Linked DNA regions of Homo sapiens: region 1 is linked to region 2. Evidence: read pairs that join two places in POLR2A ChIA-PET (ENCODE). Cell type or tissue: Panc1. All regions are shown on one strand. Each heading gives the region's core, and the rest is flanking DNA. Links, peaks and the distances in the headings are about the cores only.

Region 1 (6,213 bases), core at 453-5,452, 150 kb before region 2:
ATCCCAGCACTTTCGGAGGCTGAGATGGACAGATCGCTCAAGCCCAGGAGTTTGAGACAAGTCTGGGAAACATGGCAAAACCCCGTCTCTACAAAAAATACAAACTTAGCCAGGCGTGGTGGTGCTTGTGTGTAGTCTCAGCTACTTGGGAGGCTGAGATGGGAGGATCCCTTGAGCTCAGGAGGCGGAGGTTGCAGTAAGCTGAGATCGCCCCACTGCACTCCAGCCTAGGAAGCAGAGTTCAGACCGTGTCTCAAAAAAAAAAAAAAAAAAAAAAAAAAAAGAGGTTGAGTACTCGTTCCAGCTCACGGAGCTAGTAAATAGAAAGACCAGGATTCAGACTCAGGTTTGTATCTTTCAATGACTGTTTTTATGTTTCCTTGGTTTATTTATGTTTTCTCTTTGAGATTAACTTATATGATGATGTTTCAGAGGACTTTTAGCCATAGGTGTGATAACACCAGCTTGATTTTAGAATTCCCTGGGATATGCGGCGTGTAGATGTTATCTGTGACCCATGAAGGTAGAGAATGTTTTATCGGCCACTCAACAGCTCTGACTCTTAAGATAAAGTCTCTATGAGTTAGGAGGTAAGTACATTACTGCCTACATCACTGCCCCTCTGGGAAAAATGTCGGTTAAGGGGCCACAGCACTGGTCCCCTTCCCAGTTGTAATAATGCTTGCATGTCCCTTAACCAGCAGAGGGCAGACTTGTGGTCCCAATGAACAGAAGCGTACAAAGAGACTGCACTTGAAGGTTTAGAATAGGAAGGGGGATGTTTCAGGAAAATGGCGCCCCCATCACCTGCTTGTGCAGAAGCAGGGCTGTTTTGTGGACAATGTGTTTGATTCTCTGGTTCTTTTCTCTTTTTCTTTTCATTTTTTTTTTTTTTTTTTTTTGAGACAGAATTTTGCTTTTGTTGCCCAAGCTAGAGTGCAATGGCGCAATCTTGGCTCACTGCAACCTCCGCCTCCCGGGTTCAAGCAATTCTCCAGCCTCAGCCTCCCTAGTCGCTGGGATTACAGGCGTGCACCACCGCGTCTGGCTAATTTTTTTTTGAGACAGAGTCTCACACTGTCATCCGGGCTGGAGTGCAATGGCGTGATCTTGGCTCGCTGCAACCTCTGCCTCCCGGGTTCAAGCGATTCTTCTGCCTCAGCCTCTCGAGTAGCTGGGATCACAGGTGCCCGCCACCACGCCTGGCTAATTTTATGTATTTTCAGTAGAGACGGGGTTTCACTATGTTGGCCAGGCTGGTCTTGAACTCCTGACCTTGTGATCCACCTGCTTCAGCCTCCCAAAGTACTGGGATTACAGGCGTGAGCCACCGTGCCCGGCCCTGGCTATGTTTTTTGTATTTTTTTTTTTAAAGTAGAAACAGGGTTTCACCATGTTAGCCAGGCTGGTCTTGAACTCCTGACCTCAGGTGATCTGTCCGCCTCAGCCTCCCAAAGTGCTGGGATTACAGGCATGAGCCACCACGCCTGGCCTCTCTGGTTCTTTTCAAAAGTGCACGACCTCCTTCCAGAAGGCTCACAATAAGTGGGCATACCACCTTAGTTCTGTTTTCCCAGTCCTGGTTTATCTTTTTGTATTTTTTTATTTTGAGACAGTGTCTCTGTCACTCTGTCAGGCTGGAGTGCAATGGTGTGATCTTGGCTCACTGTAGCCTCCACCTCCTGGGCTCAAGCAATCCTCCCATCTCAGCCTCCTGAGTAGCTGGGACTACAGGCACATGCCTCCACGCCTGGCTAATTTTTGCATTTTGTGTGGAGACAAGGTCTTGCTATGTTGGCCAGGCTGGTCTCAAACTCCTAGGCTCAAGCCATCCGCCTGCCTTGGCCACCCAAATTGCTGGGATTACAGGCATGGGCCACCACGCCCGGGCCTAGTCTTGGTTTTTCATTGTGAAGATGATCCTGGGCCTGAAAGTATTCCAGGAGCAAAGCCTGTTTCTGCCATGCGGGACACCATCAAGGAGAGGGTTTTCCTCTGCACCCTCCTTTTTGGTAGGTTCTCAGGGGTTCAGTGCCATGACTGCGAAGTCAGACCATGTGTTCAGGCCCCAGCATGCTACAGGAGGCCCCAGCACGCTACTGGAAGCAGGATGCTGGATCTAGAAGGTGATGGATGTATTAACATGAGGAAAGTCACTCACGTTTTTACCTCATGTAAAAGGAAATTACCAAGAGAATCTGCAGCCAAAATCCTGTCCAGACTGAAACTCTGATGAACTTACCCAAATCTTCCCTTTCCCAGGCTTTCCTGCATGACAGTTCCAGGAAGATTCAACAAAAGCCACGGCTTCTCTGAGTTTGTTGTTTCCTGGAGAAACAAGCTTTCACCTGCCACCTGGCCCTCTGTAGCTGCTTATAAATACAGATGTGGGTGGCAGAGTCATGCCAATCATGATAAGCTGTTCATACAGAGGCTTTTCACTCACTGTCCGTGTTACCAACAGTATCTTAGTAGAGTCAAGAGTTTTGTTTTTAAATTTTTTAATTTTTAAATAAAGATGAGGTCTCACTAGGTTGCTGCAGCTGGTCTTGAACTCCTGGCCTTAAGTGATCCTCTCCCACCTCGGGCCTCCCATGTTACTGGGATTACAGGTGTGAGCCACCACACCCAGCCTCAAGCATTTTCTTTCTTTTTTAAAATTTATTTTTATTATTTATTTATTTATTTTTTGAGACGGAGTCTCGCTCTGTGGCCCAGGCTGGAGTGCAGTGGCACGATCTTGGCTCACTGCAACCTCTGCCTCCTGGGTTCAAGCAATTCTCCTGCCTCAGTCTCCTGTGTAGCTGGGATTACAGGCACACACCACAACACCCAGATAATTTTTGTATTTTTAATAGAGATGGGGTTTTGTCATGTTGGCCAGGCTGGTTTCGAACTCCTGACCTCAGGTGATCCACCTGCCTTGGCCTCCCGAAGTGCTGGGATTACAGGCTTGAGCCACAGTGCCCGGCCTCTTTTTTTTTTTTAATTATAGAGACGGGTTCTCACCATGTTGTCCAGGCTGACCTCGAACTTCTGAGCTCAAGTAATCCACCTGCCTCAGCCTCTATAAATGCTGGGACTTATAGGCATGAGCCATTGTGCCTGGCCTCCTTCAAGCATTTTCAAAATTTCTTCTGAATAGGAGTGGTGGAGGGCTGTGTTGGAGCATTTCTCTTCTACCTCGTCTGTCCTCCTCACTCTCAGGTATGTCTGATTATATTGAAAGTTTAAGGTTGTTGCTAAGCCTAGTATGGTGGTCATTGGGGAGAATCCCAAGAACGTCACAGGTGCTGTTTCTTCAATGAAGGCAGAGGGGAGTTCTCACTCCAAGCAATGAGCTTACTCTAGAAACAGCCTATCTGTTGGATTCCTGCATTTCATATGAGGTTTGAGTAACTAGTTCCTTGCAAACAATATGAAAAGACAAAAGTTTCAAGGTTTAGAATCACCATGGCAACGCCCCAGATTCCCTGCCGTGCCCAGGTCTTGGAGTGGTAGGAACTGCTCATGCAATTTTTCCGAAATTGGCCAAAGCTTCAAGACCTACGGGGTTTCCCATTTGGTGCTCAGAATGTGAATTTTTTTTTTTTTTTTTTTTTTTTTGAGACAGAATCTTGCTCTGTCGCCCAGGCTGGAGTGCAGTGGCACGATCTTGGCTCACTGCAACCTCCGCCTCCTGGGTTCAAGCAATTCTCCTGCCTCAGCCTCCTGAGTAGCTGGGATTACAGGCGTGTGCCACCACGCCCGGCTAATTTTTTTTGTATTTTTAGTAGAGACAGGGTTTCACCGTGTTAGCCAGGAAGGTCTCCTGACCTCGTGATCTGCCACCTCAGCCTCCCAAAATGGAATGTGAATTTTTATAGTTGCCACGGCAAAGTCTCCTGTTATATGGGTATAGTGGGTTGAATCGTGGCTCCCAAAAGTGATGTCCAAGTCCTAACCCCCAGAACATGAGAAAGGGACCGTATTTCGAGAATGGGTCTTTGCAGATGTAATGAAGGATCTTGATATCATTCTGGATTGAGGATGGACTCTAGCTCCACTGACAGGTGTCCTTATGAGAAAAAGGTAGAGGCAGATTTGAGACACAGACACAGGGGAGACGGCCATGAGAAGACAGAGGCAGAGATTGGAGTGAAGCAACCACAGGCCAACAAGTCACCGATACCAGAAGAAGCAAGGAAGGAGTCTGTCCTACAGTCTTCAAAGGGAGCGTGGATCTACTGACACCCAGATTTTGGACTTCTGACCTCCAGAGCGGTAAGAAAATAAATTTCTATTGTTTTAGGCTACCAAGTTTATTACAGCAGGCTCAGGAAACTAATACTCTAGGTGACGTCTGCTCCTCCACCCCATGCCTCTGCATGCTTGGGTTACAACAGAGAGTGCTTTCCCCTTGGTTGAACAACACTTTTTTTCTTGAGAAAAGAAAACATAAGGGTAAAGCAGTTTTTGGAAGGGTTACTCAGCCAGCTAGATCGTCAGAATCAACTCTGGTAGGAGTGGGCCACAAACATCCATCCTAGGGCATCCGGAGAGAGTCATTCTCCCTAACAATAGCTCTGGGCATGGCTCTGTATTCGTCTGTTCTTGCATTGCTATAAAGAACTACCTGAGACTGGGTCATTTATAAAGAAAAGAGGTTAAATTGGCTCACGGTTCCACAGGCTGTACAGGAAGCATGGTTGGGAGGCCTCAGGAAACTTACAATCATGGCGGAAGGTGGAGGGCAAGCAGACACGTCCCACGTGACTGGAGCAGGAGGAAAAGAGAGCGAAGGGGGAGGTGCTGCACACTTTCAAACAACCAGATCTCACGAGAACTCACTCACTATCACGAGAACAGCAAGGGGGAAGTTTGCCCCCATGATCCAATCACCTCCCGCCAGGCCCATCTTCCAACATTGGGGATTATAATTTGACATGAGATTCGGGCAGGGCCACAAATCCAAACCGTATCAGGCTCCACATTTTGTTTCTTTGTTTTTTTTTTTCCCTGTCCTTCCCTCTACCTGAAGCTCATTTGAAAGCAAGTTTCCATTGCTGCTATTCCTTCCTTACTTTGGTCAGAATCCTCTTTTTGTGGTATCATAAATGGTTTCCATGGAAACAAAAGGTTAGGATAGAACAGTGCCAATGTGCATGTAAACTTCAGAATTAAACAAGGGCTGTTGTTTTTGCCTGTCATGGAGTTCCGTTCATTCTGAACATGTCACCGGGGACTTTGGAATGTGTATCCATAACTCCCTGATTTTCAACCACATTCCAGCCTGCCTGACTCATGAAGCGTGGAGCGACCCAGGAACATCCCAGCTCCTCATGTCCCACATTCTTCAGGCTTTCTCTTAGTTTTGGCATGTGCATGTAAATGTCAACAGGTGAGGTGAGATTTGCTGTAAAGAAGCAGATGGTCCCACAGGGTAGGCTGTGGGAGAGATGGAAGTTCTAGCAGGAGATATCACAGCCAAAGACTAGCAATCTAGGCTTATCATTTGTTTAGTGCGTCAGAACCAGTGAGTCGAGGAGGAAAGGAGACCCAAGGCTATGTGGTTGCCCTCACGACTGGGAGTTTACATTTGCTTCCTGCCAGAACCAAGGACATAGCGACCGATGTGCACAGACTTCTCCAAGGTTGTTTAGTCATTGGCAAAAACAGGCCTTCACCCATCCTTGAACTGGGTCCAAGTAACTGAGATGTGCCTGTAGTGGAGGAGCGCAGGTGGAGGTTCTGAGTCCCTGAAGCTCTGCATCTTTACTTTACAAGAGATGCTGCCTGGGAGTTCTTACTTCAGAGTAAGAGGGGTGGCCATGTTATCACCCAGACTAGAACACTTTCCAGAGTGAGAAGAGCCGCTATTAATTATAGGGCAATGGCTAGAATCTGGTCTGTCCCTGGAGAAGAGGGACATCTGACAACCCTATCTTTATTTTATTTTTTTAGATGGAGTCTCGCTCTGTCACGCAGGCTGGAGCACAGTGGTGTGATCTTGGCTCACTGCAACCTCTGTCTCCTGGGTTGAACTGATTCTCCCGCCTCAGCCTCTCAAGTAGCTGGGACTACAGGCGCCCGCCACCAGGCCTGGCTAATATTTGTATTTTTGTAGAGATGGGGGTTTCACCATGTTAGCCAGGCTGGTCTCGAACTCCTGACCTCAGGTGATCTACCCGCCTCGGCCCCTCAAAGTGCTGGGATTACAGGCGTGAGCCATCA
Region 2 (6,213 bases), core at 496-5,495:
TATTATTTGTGTTTGGGAGGAATTTGATTTGTATTTTATGATCATTTTTCCCTAGTGGGTAGTGGGGTAGCACGAGAAATGAGTGGGTCTAGACTATGATAGAGTTGGTGCAATGCAGCAGGCCAATCGGAAGAAAAAAATTTAAGCATATTTTGTGGATTAGCATGTCAGTTGCAAAAATAGGAGTATATCTAAAGCTGATTTCAGATAGTCTCTTTTTAGCGAAACTATGTCAGACTGTGCCCGGACTTTTGCTTTGGAAAATATGGTAATTTCAGGTTTGTGGCTAATTTGAAAATTAGTAATCAATACTAAGGGTTTTAAATATGTAGCATTTATGTGTTTATTATGTATTTCTATATTCATAAACATTGAGGATTCTTTTATTGTCTCATGTAACAAGAAGACAAGCAGCTCAGGGATGGCGGCTCCCGTGTGCTTCTCCATGATCTCTCAGCTTCCTTTGTGTGGATGGCCACAGCATGGCTGCGTGCCTAAAGCACGCGGAGAGGGCAGCATTCTTGTCTCAGGCTCCCCACCCACCATTCTTAAGCAGCTTTGTTGAGGTATAATTGGCATACTAAGTTGTGCATTGTCTTGTACATTTTGCAAGTGTGCATCTGTATACACCGCACAACCATTACCATACTATGATAATGAGCATGTTATCACTCTCCAAAGTTTCCTGGTGCCTTTTGCGATTCCTTCTGCCCACCCTTCTCCTCCTTTTGTGAAAGCTTTGATGTTTTTAGGGAAAAAAAAAGTTACATTATTGAGGATAAAATACTAGGTAGAAAGATATTTAACTTGTAGTTTTCGCTTTTTTTTTCTTTTTGAGGAGTATTGTGGAAATAATATGATTGTAGGTATAGGTTGCTGTAATATTTATAGAAAGTTTTGAGAAACAGATTCTCTGAACAGACCATCTTGGAAGAGTTTGACAGGAAATATATTTTCGGAAAGGCTGGAATAGAGGTGGAGATGGTGCCTGCTGGCAGGAGAGGGAGAGAAAGGGAGGACAGCACCTGCCGGCCACTTGCGGGTGAGCTACAGACATGAAAGCCAAAGGCTGCGCTTTTCTTTGGTTTTTCAATAGATGGCATTTTTATCATGCTAGAAAGACTAACATGAATTCTAACATGAAATGGTAATAAAAATGTAATCCCCACTAACTGTAGTGTATACATAGCTCAAGTGCATTTTTTTGTTGTTGAATGGCATGCTGGTGATTGATTTATTTATATTTATAGATTAAAAATAATAAACTTTGCTCTCATTGTAATCACCTCTTTTTTTTTCTTTTTTTTCCCTCCCCCAGAGACTGGGTCTTGCTCTGTCACCCAGGCTGGAATGCAGCGAGTGGCACAGTCTCAGCTCACTGCTGCCTCCACCTCCTGGGCTTGTGTTCCTTCTGCCTCAGCCTCCTAAGTAGCTGGGACTGCAGGCATGTACCACCACACCCAGCTAATGTTAATTTTTTGTGGAGATGGGATCTCCCTATATTGCCCGGCTAGTCTCAAACTTCTGGGCTCAAGTGATCCTCCTGCCTTTGCTTTCCAAAGTGGTGGGATTATAGGCGTGAGCCACAGAAGCGTGCCTGGCCTGGGTAGTTCTTTTTAATTGTTGAATATACTTGCTGAGGTTAGTTTCTGCTGCAGAAAGCATTATATAATGTTGAGTTAACAGCGATCTTGTAAAGAGTTAGTAGAATGTGTAAAGTTTTACCTGGGAGGCGGAGGCAGCAGTGAGCCAAGATCTTGCTACTGCACTCTAGCCTGGGTGACAGAGCGAGACTCTTTTTTTTTTTTTTTTAAAAACAAAACAAAACAAAACAAAACAAAACAAAAAACGACTGTATAGGGTTAAAAAACGACTGTATAGGGTTTTATTTTAATGGGTTTCTTCAGCTGTCTCCTTTTAGCTTCTATGACTCTGCATTTTCTTGGCTCTTTGTTTTTCATTTCTTTACAGTTCTTCCATGTATTTTGTTTTGAAAGTAATATGCCTGAGGTGAAAATGGCGGCATTTCTGTCATGATTTAACCTTACTAGAAATGACATTCTTTGTTCTTTGTCTGTTTAGTTGAGAAGTGAACCAATTCCCTGTGCTTAAAGTACTACTCCTTGGTGTGGGGCAGGGAGGGAGGGGGGAAGATTTTTAACATAGAATACAAATTGAGTTTGTTGGAAAAGGTATCCCTATAAAATGTTGTCCAGGTAGTTAGAGCTTAATATGGGTGATAATTTCCCTAGAAGAATATTCTTTGCTGTAACACTGATGACTTGATGGACTTGTGAAAGTGAAACTTGGTGTGTTTCTTCTTTCAGCCTCCATGTAACTCACAGATAGGGCAGTGTAGAGTAGATTTCCAGTTTTAGATTAAGGATAGCTTGTATCCTATGCAAGGTTTTGGGGGTTGGTTAGGGTCTTTGAGTATTTCCTGTCTAATTCACTTACTAGTTACAAAGAGACAAGCTGTAATGTAAAAAGTCTTCCTTGAGCTAGACTAGCTTTCTGTACTCTTTGATTTAAAAATACCTGGTAGTTCTGCCAGTTGGGGATTTGTTTGGGGTGAATGAAAACCCCTCAGGCTCAGTCTGTTCATGCACTGGTGTGTATTAATTCAGTCCATTCATAGTCATGAGCTGACTGTGCCTTATTGAAGAAAGGGAGGCTTCTGGAAGAGAGAGGAAGATGGATAATCTTGGATCCTGAAGCACTGCTGCTGGCGCCTGGGAGTGGGGCAGGAAGACAGGAGGTTCTGAAGAGAGGGCTTTGTATCCAAAGTTAAGACTTAGGCCAGCCCTTGATGGGGAGAGAAGCTACTCAGGCCCAATAACCTCAAATAGTTCAGGTTAAATCGACAGTTGTCAAGTCTAATTCCTCTTTACAGCATTATTTCTGTGGGAAAATGTGTGTGGCTTATATACTTGCCTCAGCAAACAGACCGGACTCAGAATCAGCTCTTTGTTGTCATAATTTAAGTGGAATTAGTTACTCCCTAGGGTTGCATTGCCCCTTGGATGGCTTCTAGCCTTCTTTTTACTTATTAAATTATATTCCAGGTTCCTTGACTGTGAGGGACATAGTAAACTCCTAGTAGCCTTTACCTTCCCCTCCCTAAATAGCAAACTCATGTAGAAAACATTAGCTAAAATCCTTTGCAGATTTTTTTGAAATCACCTAAAATGTTGTTATTGGCACCATTTCATTTGGAGCCATTTTGTCAGAACCACTAAGTATTTAGGTGAGGCGATTGATTTCATTCCCACGTGGGAATTTGGTTGGTTGTAATATTCAGGCACTCAGAGCAATTCCTGCCTGGACGTCACGTTCAGGTAGTCTGGTGTCTGAAACTTTTGGCAGAGATTAAGCTGATAGAAGATTTGGGCTAACATTTTTTAGTGTGTGAGTTGGTGAATTTTCAAGATGATTTAGAAGACTTTAAAAAAGCATCTGTGAATACTGCATCATCTTGATGTCAAGAAGAGATTGTTATTTAATACATACATGTTTTAGTAATGAAGGAGGTACATAGAGATAATTGATTTGAACCGGTTTACTTTTTCCCCTTTTTAATGCAAAATATTTTTGGGAAACAGAACTTGACTCGTGTTACACTACTCGCTTCTTGTTTTTTGTTACAAACATGCTGAAATGGTCTAAATAATGATGCTACTAAAACAACGTATGCATTGTTTTCATGGGGTGTTGATTCCTTCTGCAGTGTTCAAAATTACTTGCATGCCTCCGAGCAACAAACACATATGTGACAGACTTTATGTGAGATGAGCATTCCAGAGAAATGAAATGCAAGTTTACTTTTCAGTAGCTATGCAACTTAAAAAAAAAACATTGTGTTTTTTGAAACATGGCTTTAGGGCACTAACACTCGGACCGAGTGCATGAGCTCTGCAAGTTATTTTAACAAAACCTAATCACAGGAACAAACATCTGGCATTTATAGAGTTTGTTTATTTATTGATTGCCGTAAGCCTCTAGAAAGAATATTCTGTTTCTTTTAATAAAATCCTTTTGGAAGTTGTCTATATTTTAATATCTAAGTGTTTTTGGAATTTAGTTTTAACAAGGTTAACTCAAATGTTAAATTTATTGTGGGCTACAGCTGAAGTAGGAGAATGTAAGAAGAAATGGCAAGTGGGAACTCTTGTAAAAAGAATGGTAACTAAGTTCTTTTTCCTGGTTATGCTCCTGCCATTTACTCTTCTGTATGGCAGGCCATCATTTACACTGCTTTGTAGAATCTGCTGTCTAGTAAGCACTAAGGAATTTGGATCCCTAAACCAGGGAGCATATAGCCTGCTAAAGCTTAATTTTTAGACAGGAGACACTAAAGATGATTGTGTTATGATACTGTTCATTTTATATACTAGTGAAATGAATACTGAAATTATTTAGTATAACCATTAATTATAGTGCTTACCATTACTGCAAAGTTTGTCATGATTTGGGTGGTAGCTTCATGTTTCAAAACAAAACCATAGGTCTATCCTTTTAAAAAACATAAACTGCTTTAGTTTGTTAATGGGAAAAGTGAGTAAATAATAACACTTATTGATGAAATGAAGCCTGTCAGATACAGGAAAAACAAAACAAAAAACCCTTGTAGATATTCCTCGTGTCAAGCCCCTATTAATTCTGTGTAATTCCAGTAGAACTAGCAAGTTATTTTGCTTAAAATGTCTTTTTTTTCCCCTGTGCAGTGAAAGTTGAATGTGAGACCACATCTTAATAGATATAGTTACACGGTTTATTTTATCATGTATCACTTTATTGCTGTCTTCTAGAACATTGTTATACTAAATGTTCCAATAATGGAAATTTTATGCAGCTACTTCAAATGAAACAAATTTGCAAAAACTCAATTTTGGAACTCATTCCTTGAGGAGAGGAAAAACTCACCATGCTGTGACCACATTAGATTTCTGATATGTTGGCAACTTATCAAACACTGTCATTTCCAGAAAACAGGTTATGGGGTCAAATTGAAATATCAGCACTTTTGGTCACTTTCAGTTGAAGATATTTTAGGTTTTAATGATTGAATGGTTAAATTAAAAAAAAATTGTTGGTAACAGGTAATGAAAGTGTGGTTTTGTATGTAAATAAAAATGGCTCTACACGACATCAGGAATGATGGGGTTCAGTTACAGTGGAATCTTTTCAAGAGCTTGATTTTAAATTCTCAGAGATACTAGTTTTACTTACTGGAGCTCCTTTGTTTTGCAGAGATCATGATGCAGCCGTCCTTTTGGATTTCTTTTTAATAATGTGTGACCCTTCACCTTTGATCCCCTGACCTGCATTACCTTGGTAACCATTTCATTTTTTAATTTAATTTCATTTTTTAATTTTGGTGTACAAGCTGTAACATTTCATCTTTCAAAGTGTAACACGCTGATTTCCTCAAATAGAGATACCCCTTTGAGTGATAAATTTGCAAAATGCTGTCTTCATTTTCTGTATTAAAATTCATTTCAGTTTTAAAATAAAGTGTAATCTGTGTTTTCATCCTTTTAAAATTTAAGTTTAATGAGTGCATTTCCCCATACAGTATATTTCCTTTTTTATTCATGTTTTGCAGAAGCTGAATTAACTTGATATTTACGTATAACTTACACACACCCAGGACACCCATACCTCTTCTCTACTCCCAAACCACCCAAACCATTGCCCCTCACCTTATCACACATACACCCTCACCATCACCACCACCACCACCACCACCACCACCACATACCCTTTCCTCTGCAGAGTAACTTATCTTTCTTTCAGAAATAGTAGCAACTTGAATTTATTAGTCTTAGCTGCCACATTATACATCTTCAGATTATATTTTGTATTCTGAAGTATTTTGGGGAGAAAAAGCTTAGACTTTTAATTTTAATTTCATTTAAGGACTAGAAAAATACAAAGTTGCCTCATTACCCAAATTCACCTTTCCCCACTCTTTTAATATTTTATTTCTTTAATTTTAGGCATAAGTTAAGAACAAGCAATTTAACATGACCAAAAAATGTACTTTTGTCTCTGCCAAAACCTGGTCAGCCAGCCCTGGTAGTCTCAATACCAGATTGATTTCTGCCATATGCAATTTCATGACTGTTTTTCAAACAATGCATTTTTATTGTATTTCTCTTTTCAGAAAATTCTTAATCTAAAGCAAAACAAACCAAAACCGAAAGACAGAAA

Evidence for each region. Peaks named below come from ENCODE experiments on the same cell type or tissue, not always from the same donor. Only the 100,000 strongest peaks of a DNase experiment are listed, where the experiment ranks them.
Region 1: POLR2A ChIA-PET joins it to region 2 with 5 read pairs; 3 of 35 experiments call an interaction of 5 or more read pairs at or near these places.

What each region holds. Positions count from the first base shown.
Region 1 is chr1:6,719,471-6,725,683 of GRCh38, forward strand. It overlaps LINC01672 (long intergenic non-protein coding RNA 1672), which reads left to right and starts at 5,275. Exons shown (of 2, transcript NR_104620.1): 1 at 5,275-5,380. In Panc1, for the core only: CTCF peaks have their summits at 706 (motif pointing right) and 941; a DNase peak (open chromatin) is centred at 711.
Region 2 is chr1:6,866,507-6,872,719 of GRCh38, forward strand. All of the region lies in intron 3 of CAMTA1 (calmodulin binding transcription activator 1), which reads left to right. Among named protein-coding and RNA genes, the nearest start is that of CAMTA1, 84 kb to the left of the region's middle. RefSeq lists an enhancer at 839-1,571. In Panc1, for the core only: a CTCF peak has its summit at 1,632; no DNase peak of the experiment used is centred there; H3K27ac peaks cover 677 bases.